Linked DNA regions of Homo sapiens: region 2 is linked to region 1. Evidence: chromatin loops called from intact Hi-C (ENCODE). Cell type or tissue: ascending aorta. All regions are shown on one strand. Each heading gives the region's core, and the rest is flanking DNA. Links, peaks and the distances in the headings are about the cores only.

What was found. Peaks named below come from ENCODE experiments on the same cell type or tissue, not always from the same donor. Only the 100,000 strongest peaks of a DNase experiment are listed, where the experiment ranks them.
Region 2: a loop joins it to region 1, with 17 times the contacts of the local background. A loop is called at or near these places in 2 of 110 quality-filtered maps.

The regions. Positions count from the first base shown.
Region 1 is chr17:43,904,950-43,910,606 of GRCh38, forward strand. MPP2 (MAGUK p55 scaffold protein 2) reads right to left here and starts at 2,587. Exons shown (of 13, transcript NM_005374.5): 1 at 2,525-2,587. RefSeq lists an enhancer at 2,597-2,746. In ascending aorta, for the core only: a CTCF peak has its summit at 2,630 (motif pointing right); DNase peaks (open chromatin) are centred at 1,792, 2,742 and 3,362; H3K4me3 peaks cover 2,500 bases; H3K27ac peaks cover 2,500 bases.
Region 2 is chr17:44,138,639-44,144,295 of GRCh38, forward strand. It overlaps HROB (homologous recombination factor with OB-fold), which reads left to right and starts at 3,292. Exons shown (of 10, transcript NM_001171251.3): 1 at 3,292-3,507. The coding sequence starts at 3,505. RefSeq lists an enhancer at 3,047-3,216 and silencers at 3,517-3,576, 3,823-4,117. In ascending aorta, for the core only: a CTCF peak has its summit at 3,163; a DNase peak (open chromatin) is centred at 3,213; H3K4me3 peaks cover 1,301 bases.

The DNA.
Region 1 (5,657 bases), core at 1,407-3,906:
AGAATCACCTGAGCCCAGGAGTTTGAGACCCACCTGGGCAACATGGCGAGACCCCCATCTCTACAAAAAAATTAAAAATTATCCAGGTGTGGTGGTGCATGCCTATGATCCCAGCTACTTGTGGGGCTGAGGCAGGGGGATCTCTTGAGCCCAGGAGGTCGAGGCTACGGTAAGCCATGATTGCGCCACTGCACTCCAGCCTGGGCAACAGAGCAAGAACCTGTCTTAAAAAAAAAAAGTCATTTAAAAAATAATAAAAGAGTCCAGAATTTGAGCCAAAGTAGAAAACATGAGTACTCCTAGACTGCAGGTTCCCTGAGAGTCAGAACCACATTGATTTTATTTGCTTCTGGAACCTAGGCCTACCAAAGCGCCGATGTTCCACATTTATCTGGGGGGCTGACAGAGTGATATCTACCTCTCCACGGCCCCTCTGGCTGGCTCTCTCTCCTCTCTCCCTTTCTTAGCTCAGAGCTGGCACAAGGAGACCAAGTGCTCTGGGCAGAACCAAGCATGGAGTCTACAGCCCCAGTTTCCATTCCAGGGCCTCCCCAGGCTAGGAGTGGCTCCCTCGTTCTCCCAGGAGAGGGCAGGGGGTTACCCCCCACCCTTCTTCCCTTTGCCTTCCTGGGCATGTGCTGCTGGATAAAACCCTAATTCCCAGTTGCCATGACAACAGGAGGCAGTGGCTCACAGCAGGGGTGGGGAGTGGGGGGAAGCATCTGGCAGTGCCCACTTTAGGACTGAATGCCTGCTGAGTCCTGGGGGTGGGGGAACCACGGCAACTCCACCTCCCCCCAAAAGAGGATTCTTCCCAGAGGACTAGTACCTGATTTCAATAAAACCCTCTCTGCTCCCATTCCCTTCTCAGGCCTGAGCTGGTCACCTGAGCTCAGGTGACAGAAATTACAAAAGTGAGGGGGATGGTTCCCTTTCCTCCCAGCTCTGCCGCTGAGGACATGGAATAAAGGTGCTTTCAGGGAGAGGAAGGGCACCCCTATTCAGGCTACACCCAGGCTGGAAGAAATGCCCAGGATCCACTGTGCTGGCCCGTGCCCCTGGTGCCAATCTCTACTCCTAGAGAGCAGGGAGGAGGGATCCCTTCCCTCCCCCTCCCAGGCCTTGATGACCTGGAGCCTTCTCCTGGCTGGCGCTGCTCTCCCTCACAGGGTCAGAGAAGGGACTCCAGAAGTCCTCCTTCCCTAGAGCGTGGAGGGCGGGAAAAGGCAGGGAGGATCCTGTATGAAATCCCTGCGCTCGGAAGTCTTGCCCAGCCTGCCTGGGTTTTCTCCCGGGGAATCGGTTCCCAGAGCATCGGCTGGCTTTGCTCCCCCACGCCCGTCCAAGCCTCTGAGAGGGCGGGGCCTGGCTGTGTCCACAGGAGAACGGCAGTGCCAGGCAAGCTAGCCTGGCTCCGTGCCAAGGTCCTGCACCCAGACATCTGGGAACCTGCACCTCGGCTTCCAAAAGCCTGGGCCCAGATGCCCTCTCAGCTCTGCCTCCGAGATATCCACATCACCCATAGTGTCCGCAGGCGAGCGGACCAGCAGTGAAAGGGAGAGGTTTCTTCCAACCTCCCACCCATCCCTCCATCCATACACATACAAAGAGGTGCGGAGAAGAAAGGTCTGACAAAGGCGCTTTGGAGAGCGAGAGGTCGCGGGGAGGTCTGGACAGAACTGAGGGCCAGAGGATGGGGTCGAAAGGCCAGGCGGACGTGCATGCTTGGACCATCAGATCACCCCTGCCCCAACGGACCCAGCCCTAACACCCTGGGCGCTAGGACCTGGGGGAGGGGGGCGTGTTGTGAGCCATCAAAGAAGGCTCTCTACGTGCGCGCCCGCCGGAGACCAGGGATGAGGTCACTAAATGACTGCCCCGGCCAACCCCCACCCCGTCTTTATCCGCACCGCCCCCCCCTTAATTGACCTAACTTTCTAACCCTAGCTCTTCGCTTCTGGCACCGGTCCCCTCCCAAGTCTCCAGACCCTAACCCTGGCTCCCGACCCGCCCCGCTACAGCTTGGGAAGCGGGAGAAGCAGCGCGCGCCCTTCTGCGGACCCCCTCCCAGGGAAGATTGTGGTGTTAGCTGCCTAGGGGGACCAGGGGGCCACCGGGACCCAGCGCAACCTCTGTCTCGCTCCCCAACCCCCGGAAGCGCTAACAGCACGGTTCTTACGTAATGCCGGGCTTCTAAGTACCCCCAACCCGCACAGCCCCCGGGGAGGCCGCGCAGATACCGGGGCCCCTCACAGCTCACCACCTTGGTGCCTGAAGCCACTTTGGAGCCCCTACCGCAGGGGCGGGGACCAGTGTCAATGGGCAGCGGGGCTTGGTTCTCCCAACCAGCACCCCAGAAAGAGGGCCCAGGGGCGGGGGCGGGTGGACAGGGAGGGAACGGGCCTGGGTGAAAGGGGCCTGTGGAGTTTAAACCCAGTGAATAGGGTCCTAAGTGCCGTGTCAGGACGAAAAGAAGGCGGAGGTCTTGGGATAGGAGCTGGCCCGGGGGCCGGGGGACGCCTACCTGCGCCCCGGGAAGCCCCTAGCTCCGGGCGGCTCCAGCGCAGCCGGGCGCTCAGCGTTTATTGCTTGTCAATCGCTAGCCCGGCTCTTAAAGCGGCAAGGCCTCTCCGCGAGGGGGCGGAGGTCCGGAGGAGAGGGGAGGTGAGGAGAACGCGGAGGCCGGCACAACTCGGAGGAAGTAGTCTTTCCCAGCAGCTGGTACGGGGGCAGCCAGGTAGTGGTTTGGGAGACACCGCACAGACCACGACGCCCTGCTGGAGTCCCACTGGGAAGGGTTAGGGAGGCAGGACTGGTACCAGTACCCGCTGGTGCCCCTCGGCTCCCAAGGATCCCTTAAAGGGGCGATGGTAAAAGTGCCTAATGAGACCGGCTTGATTACTCCGCCCACCCATCTTGGCTTAGACCGGCGTTCTAGTTCCAGGCGTGCCTCACTTTTCCTCGTTATCCTGCTTCCATATTGAGAAAAAGAATAGGAGGACTTCAGAGAGACTCCCAGGAAGCAGGATACCAGCCCCAGAAGGCCTCGGGATCAGGGGCAGCTTTTTAAGGACTCAGAGGGTGGATATCCGGATTCCAGACTTTCCAGAAATTTTGCAAAAAAGAGGAAATGTCTTCCTGAAAGGATTCGAGAGCCTCTTTTAGGTCTAGGTGAGGGAGGCCTGGTCCATTTTCCTGCCTATGGAATAAAGAAGTAACTGGCTAGCCTTCCTCAGAGTCCCAGCCCAAAAAGTAAATAAAGGGTTAAACCCACTGGCCCGCCTTCGCCCAGCCTCCGGCTCCACCCCACATCTGCTAGTAAAAGATGCTGGGCCTCCAAATACGGGAGGCTCTGTGCAGTGCGACTAGCATTTGGGGCCAGCTACGCTACTTCTCCGACCTCGGCGTTCAGCCACCCCGTCCAGTTGCCCTGAACAAAATGTGAGAGTCATCCCTTTTCCTTGCTAACTGGATTCCTAAGATCATAAATGGACTGCATCTTTGGCCGGGCGCGGTGGCTCACTCCCATAATCCCAACACTTTGGGAGTCGGAGGCGGGAGCATCGGTTGAGCCTAGGAGTTCGAGACTAGCCCAAGCAACATAGTGAAACCCCATCGCTACAAAAAATAAAATAAACAAAATTAGCTGGGCGTGGTAGCGCGCGCCTGTAGTCCCAGCTACTTGGGAAGCTGAGGCTGCAGTGAGCCGAGATTGCAACACCGCACTCCAGCCTGGGCAACAGAGTGAGACCCTGTCTCAAAAGAAACAAAAAGAAAAGAAATGGATTACATTCTGGAAACTTGCTTGGAAATCTCAGAAATGGGAATCTATCCCGAAAGCAGGGGACTGGTCCCTGGGTTCCAAGACTCAGCTCTCCCCTGAGTTCCAAGGGTATAAGTTTGGATATAGGAAAAAGCCACAGAGGCGGCCGAACTGCTGAAAACCACATTGTTTAGGTGACCCAGGCTTTTACTGAGAGAAGAAAGCCATCGAACCCAGATAGCTTTGACAGGAATTGCAGGCTTTGGTCTCTAAACAAAGAGGGTTCTTGGAGCGCATTGCTTGCAGCTCTTTCCTCTATCTGCAAGCTAGAAAATCCTTCTTCTTCTTCTTCTTTTTTATTTTTATTTTTTGAGACGGAGTTTCGCTCTTGTTGCCCAGGCTGGGGTGCAATGGCATGATCTCGGCTCGTCGCAACCTCTGCCTCCCGGGTTCAAGCAATTCTCCTGCCTCAGCTTCCCGAGTAGCTGGGATTACAGGTATGCGCCACCATGCCTGGCTAATTTTGTATTTTTAGTAGAGACAGGGTTTCTCCATGTTGGTCAGGCTGGTCTCGAACTCCTGACCTCAGGTGATCTGCCCACCTCAGCCTCCCAAAGTGCTGGGATTGCAGGCATGAGCCACTGCACCCGGCCTAGAAAATCCTTATAATTGAATTCAGGAAGAGTTCCCCTTTCCATTATAAAGGCTACCCTCCACTGTCACCTGTCCACCTCTGGGCTGGAAATCACTCAGCTATTTGTATTTTGGAAGAGGAAGGATCTTGAATCTCTACAAGATATTAATTACTTCTTAATCAAGCAATTATTACCTCCATAGCGACCCACATCAAATCTTCCATTCCATTTAGGATCCTCAGGACAGTCTGGGATCTCAGATTCTGGCCCACCTGGGGAGGTGGAGCCCAACTCATTATTCTTAGCGGCTGCCCCACTGCATTCGTCGGTCAACAAGTATCTCTCTAATAAAGGCCTTGCAGAATGCCAGCCTCTCACATCTGTTCAGGACCTTACAATTGACAAATTGTTTCATTCTCACAACAGCCTTGTGCAGTTACAGAATGAGAAGAAACATTTATTGATGCAGAATAGGATGCTCCTCTTCTGTGCCAGGCAAGGTACCACTTACTGTGATACTGAGATAAGGGCCCTAACCTCCTAGAGTTCACAGTCTGGGGTTGAAGTCGGAAAGGAGTGTGTTACATAGATACAAAAAGCGCTTCTTGGTAGCACAGCTGAATGCCATAATAAAGGTGCAGTGTGTCCTAAGCTGTTCCCCAAAGGAATAGAGCTGCTAATGGTTGGCAATGGAGTAGCTGGGAAGGGAAGCAGGTTTGAAGGTCGGCAATGCATCCCCTAGTAGTTAAGGGCTGCCCCCTACCTCAAGAGGGGAATGAGTCCTCCTTCTCTGAGGTTTGTAATTAGCTCTGCCTTCCTCCCTGCCTCAGCCTCAGAGGTCATAAAGGTGCAGGTAGTATATCTCCTTCCCCCAAAATCAAGGTATTCCTATGGTGGTGTTCAGCCCAGAGTTTTGGGAGTCAAGGCACAGAGAAAAATAAAACTCAAAAGTGTTACAAATTTCCAGCAGGTAAGGCTTTGCACTGAGTGATGGTGCACTTCCTATAATGACCAGCAGGGGCCACCAACAGCTATTCCCAGTTTATCTACACCCAGCCTCTGAGGTGCTTCGCCTCCACACCTGCGACTGGCCAGTGCCTAGTTCTGGAAACCTTATTTATGGACTATACTTAAAAAAAAAAAAAAAAAAAAAAAAAAAAACTTGGGCGAGGTGCCATGGCTCACACCTGTAATCCCAACACTTTGGAAGGCCGAGGTGGGCAGATCATGTGAGGTCGGGAGTTCAAGACCAGCCTGGC
Region 2 (5,657 bases), core at 1,655-4,154, 230 kb after region 1:
AAACACAATTAAAACTTCAGTTTCTTAGCTGCAGTAGCCACATTTCAAGTGCTTAATAGACACACATGGTCAGTGGCTACTCTGTTGGGCAGTGTGAATAGAAAACATTTCCATCAACACAGAAAGTTCTATCGGACAGCTCTGGTTTACATAGCTGCCTACACACCAACTCAGAATCCACAACCTTCGCACACAAAGCTACACAAACAGATCAGTCCTCCCCGCCCCCATAGGCAGCAAACAACACACATTTAATTCCATACACGTATTCAACGGGCAATACCCAATCACCTACACAAGATTCTCAGCGTGTACACACACTTCCTATCCAAATATGCCACCGTCCATACCAAGGCAAATGTAAAGATAAACACATAAAAAAAAGTATGTCATCACACTGACTCGAATACAACTGTTTGTTCGATAAAAATACAAATTAGGGGCCAGCCGCGGTGGCTCATGCCTGTAATCCCAGCATTTTAGGAGACCAAGGCAGGCAGATCACCTGAGGTTGAGAGGTTGAGATCAGCCTTGCTAACAATGGTGAAACCCCGTTTCTACTAAATATACAAAATTAGTTGGGTGTGGTGGCCCACACCTGTAATCCCAGCTACTTGGGAGGCTGAGGCAGGAGAATCACTTGAATCCGGGAGGTGGAGGTTGCAGTGAGCTGGGATCCCACCACTGCACTCCAGCGTGGGCGACAGAGTGAGACTCCGTCTCCAAAAAAACAACAACAAAAAAAACAAATTAGGGTGAAATGCATTTGCAAGTATACTGAAATAGATACAAACCCAAGCCATGTGGTTCCCATAACAATTCCCAGCACGTGTTTGCAAATTCAAGTAAGGGGGAAGGGAATCCACATTTGTTGAGGTCCTGTTAATAGGCCAGGCATGGCGTTAGCCATTTCAATGCATTAATTCATTTAATCTCACAACAACCTTGTGAGGAAGATGTATTATTCTTTTTTTTTTTTGAGACGGAGTCTTGCTCTGTCTCCCAGGCTGGAGTGCGGTGGCGCGATCTCGGCTCACTGCAAGCTCCGCCTCCCGGGTTCAAGCGATTCTCCTGCCTCAGCCTCCCAAGTAGCTGGGACTACAGGCGCCTGCCACCACGCCTGGCTAATTTTTTGTATTTTTAGTAGAGACAGGGTTTCACTGTGTTAGCCAGGATGGTCTCGATCTCCTGACCTCGTGGTCCGCCTGCCTTGGTCCCCCAAAGTGCTGGGATTACAGGCGTGAGCCACCGCGCCCGGCTGGAAGATGTATTATTCTTTATTTTTTAATTTTTTTTTTGCGACAGAATCTCACTTTGTTGCCCAGGCTGGAATGCAGTGGCATGATCCCAGCTCACTGCAACCTCCGCCTCCCAGGTTTAAGCCATTCTCCTGCCTCAGTCCCCTGAGTAGCTGGGATTACAGGCGCCCGCCACCATGCCCGGCTAATTTCTTTTTTTTTTTTTTTTAGACGGAGTCTTGCTTTGTTGCCCAGGCTGGAGTGCAGTGGCGTGATCTCGGCTCACTGCAAGCTCCGCCTTCCGGGTTCATGCCATTCTCCTGCCTCAGCTTCCCAAGTAGCTGGGACTACAGGCGCCCGCCACCACACCCGGCTAATTTTTTTGTATTTTTAGTAGAGACGGGGTTTCACCATGTTAGCCAGGATGGTCTCGATCTCCTGCCCTTGTGATCCGCCCGCCTCTGCCTCCCAAAGTGCTGAGATTACAGGCAAGAGCCACCGCGGAAGTGAGCATTGAGTTGCCCAGCCATTCGCACTCCCTCCTGACAAATGGCATCAAGTCATTCAACAAACACTTGTTCAGCCTGGGCAACATAGGGAGCCTTCATCTCTACAACAAATAAACATAAAAAAATTAGCTGGGCTTAGGCCAGGCACAGTGGCTCACGTTTATAATCCCAGCACTTCGGGAGGCCAATGCGGGTGGATCACGAGGTCAGGTGTTCAAGACCAGCCTGGGCAACATAGTGAAACCCTGTCTCTACTAAAAATACAAAAAGTTAGCTGGGCGTGGCTGGGCGCAGTGGTTCACGTCTGTAATCCCAGCACTTTGGGAGGCAGAGGCGGGCAGATTACCTGAGGTCAGGAGTTCGAGACCATCCTGGCCAACATGGTGAAACCCTGTCTCTACTAAAAATACAAAAAATTAGCTGGGCGTGGCTGGGCGCAGTGGCTCACGTCTGTAATCCCAGCACTTTGGGAGGCAGAGGCGGGCAGATTACCTGAGGTCAGGAGTTCGAGACCAGCCTGGCCAACATGGTGAAACCCTGTCTCTACTAAAAATACAAAAATTAGCCAGGCATGATGGCACATGCCTGTTATCCCAGCTACTCGGGAGGCTGAGGCAGGAGAATTGCTTGAGCCTAGGAGGAAGAGGTTGCAGTGAGCCGAGATCATGCCACTGCACTGCAGCCTGTCCTGCAGAGCGAGACTGTCTCAAAAAAAAAAAAAAAAAAAAAAAATTAGCCGGGCGTGGTGGCGGGCACTTGTAATCCCAGCTACTTGGTAGGCTGAAGCAGGAGAATCGCTTGAACCTGAGAGGCAGAGGTTGCAGTGAGCCAAGATCGTGCCACTGCACTCCAGCCTGGGCAACAATGTGAGACTCCGTGTCAAAAAAAAAAAAAGTTAACTGGGTTTGGTGGTGTGTGCCTGTGATCCCAGCTACTCAGGAGGCTGAGGTGGGAGGACTGCTTGGGCCCAAGAGGTGGAGGATGCAGTGAGCCATGACTGTGCCGCTGCACTCCGGGCTGGGTAAGGGAGTAAAGTAAGTCTCAAAACAAAAACAAACTCATTTTCTGAGTGTCTTCAATGTGCCACATGCTGGTTCACAAAGGTGAAAAGCCACAGTCTTGCTCTGAAGCAGTATTAAGTCAAGCAGGGAGGCCGGGCGCCATGGCTTACGCCTGTAATCCCAGCTACTTCGAAGGCTGAGGCAGGAGAATCGCTTGAACCCGGGAGGCGGAGGTTGCAGTGAGCCGAGATCGCGCCACTGCACTCCAGCCTGGGCGACAGAGCGAGATTCGGTTTAAAAAAGAAAAAAAAAAAAGAACGGAAAAGAAAGGGGCGGGGGCAGGATTAGGCATCGTGGGGCCAAGATGCTTGATCTCACCTGAACCAGTGCTGAACCAGCCGACTGGGAAGAGGAGCCGCTTGGGGGCGACCGAGAGCCCATCCGTTTCCCCTTTAAGACCAGAGCGGAAGACTACAGTGAGAAGGCCCTTTGTGTCGGCGGGAAAGAAATATGCCTGCCCCTTTAAGAAGGCGGAGACGCCCCAGTGGCGGCGTCTTCGAATGCGGCCTAAGGCGCCTGCCGCCAGTCTCCTGGCGACTTTCCCTATATCGCAGAGACTCATCCCTCTGACCCCAGCCCGGAAGCACTGTCCCTCGGAGTCCGAGACTTCCACCTGGGTCGTGTCCAAGGCCCCGGCGACTCCCCGGACTCGGGGTGCCGGGCCAACCTCCCCGCCGAGGCCCACCCGCCGTCGCTATGGTAATGCCGCGCCCAGCTTGGGGGCTGGCGGGCCGCAGGGCCCCCTGGCCTCCGGAACTGCTCATGGGGTTCCAGCCCCTCGCCCGCGCAAGTTGCAGGACCGGGGTCTGGGTGGGGGTTCGGCGGAGTCGGGAGACCTGGGCTGTCGTCAGGGCTTGTCATGGACGCGCCGGAGACCCTGAGAAAGCATTCTCCTCCCCCGGGCCTCAGTTTCCCTCCTGTTGCCTTCCTACCCTCCTGGGAAACCCCCCTTTCCAGTGCGCTCAGACGTCACTACCGCTTGGGTCCATCCCTTTCCCCTCCCCGCCCCACACTTTCTACTTTTTTTTTTTTTTTTTTTGGACGAAGTCTCGTTCTGTCGCCCAGGCTGGAGTGCAGTGGCGTGATCTCTGCTCACTGCAACCGTCGTCTCCCGCCCACCCCTTTCACTCTGACCCTTAGAGTCTTGGGAACTGTATCGCCAGCTGTAGCTCCTGCGGCTCTGGCATCTGGGGTTAGGCACCACCTCTGATCTGGGTTTGACACTCATCAGGAACTGGCTACAGCAGCCCTGCTGGCTAGAAAGAAGGAACCGTGGACTGGGGCATCCTACTCTCCTGGGACCCTAGTTTTTGGGCCTTGGATTAGGTAGGGAAACTACTGGCTTCATTTGCAGAAACAATGCCACTGTGCAGACATGTTTGGATTTATGGTAGTTTCTCTTATGTTTGACATAAGATTGGTCAGGCGAAACCTTTGGGATATTGCAAAATCCTTAGGCCCAAGCCAGGGGCCGTGGCTGACACCTGTTTTTGTTTGTTTGTTTTTTTGAGACAGAGTCTCACTCTGTGGCCCAGGCTGAAGTGCAGTGGTGCGATCTCCGCTCACTGCAACCTCCACTTCCCAGGTTCAAGCAATTCTCCTGCCTTAGACTCCCAACAAGCTGGGATTACAGGCGGGCACCACCACCCCAGCTAACTTATTTCTATTTTTAGTAGAGACGAGGTTTCACTTTGTTGGCCAGGCTGTTCTTGAACTCCTGGCCTCAGGTGGTCCACCCGCCTTGGCGTCACAAAGTGCTGGGATTACAGGAGTGAGCCACCATGCCCAGCCTGTGGCTGACACCTATAATCCCAGCACTTTGGAGGCCACAGTGGGAGGATCACTTGAGCCCAGGAGTTCAAGACTGGCCTGGGCAATGTAGTGAGGCCCCGTATCTATAAAAATTTAAAAATTAGCCTGGGCGCAGTGGCTCACGCCTGTAATCCCAGCACTTTGGGAGGCTGAGGTGGGCAGATCACAAGGTCAGGAGTTCAAGACCAGCCTGGCTAACATGGTGAAACCCTGTCTCAACTAAAAATACAAAAAAAAATAGCCAGGCATTGTGGCTTGGCCTGTAATCCCAGCTACTTGGGAGGCTAAGGCAGGAGAATTGCTTGAACCTGGAAGGTGGAGGTTGCAGTGAGCCAAAATCGTGCCGCTGGACTTCAGCCTGGGCAACAGAGCAAGACTCCGTCTCAGGAAGAAAAAAAAAAAAAGAAAATTAGCTGAGCACGGTGGTGCACACCTGTAGTCCCAGTTACTCAGGAGGTTGAGGTGGGAGGGTCACTTGAGCCTAGGAGATTGAGGCTGCAGTGAGCTATGATCTTGCCACTGCACTCCAGTCTGGGCAATAGGGCAAGACCCTGTCTCAAAACAAAAGACAAAAACAAAATGTTTACGCCCATGTGCACAGTCCTGGAGAACTGCCCTTGCTCCCCTAGGCAGCCTTCCCTTTGCCCCCTTTCTTCCCTTCCAGGATTAGTGCAGATGGTTCTGAGTGGATTATGTTACAAGAAAGTTTTTTAATCTTTCTTTCCTTTTTTTTTTTTAAGACAGAGTCTTGCTCTGTCGCCCAGGCTGGAGTTCAGTGGTGCAATCTTGGCTCACTGCAACCTCTACCTCCCGGGTTCAAGCAATTCTCCTGCCTTAGCCTTCCAAGTAGCTGAGATCACAGGCATGCTCCACTAGGCCCGGCTAATTTTTTTTTTTTTAAAGACAGAGTCTTGCCCTGTCGCCCAGGCTGGTGTGCAGTGGTGCGATCTCGGCTCACTGCAACCTCTGCCTCCCAGTTCAAGCGATTCTCCTGCCTCAGCCTCCTGAGTAGCTGGGATTACAGATGCCCACCACCA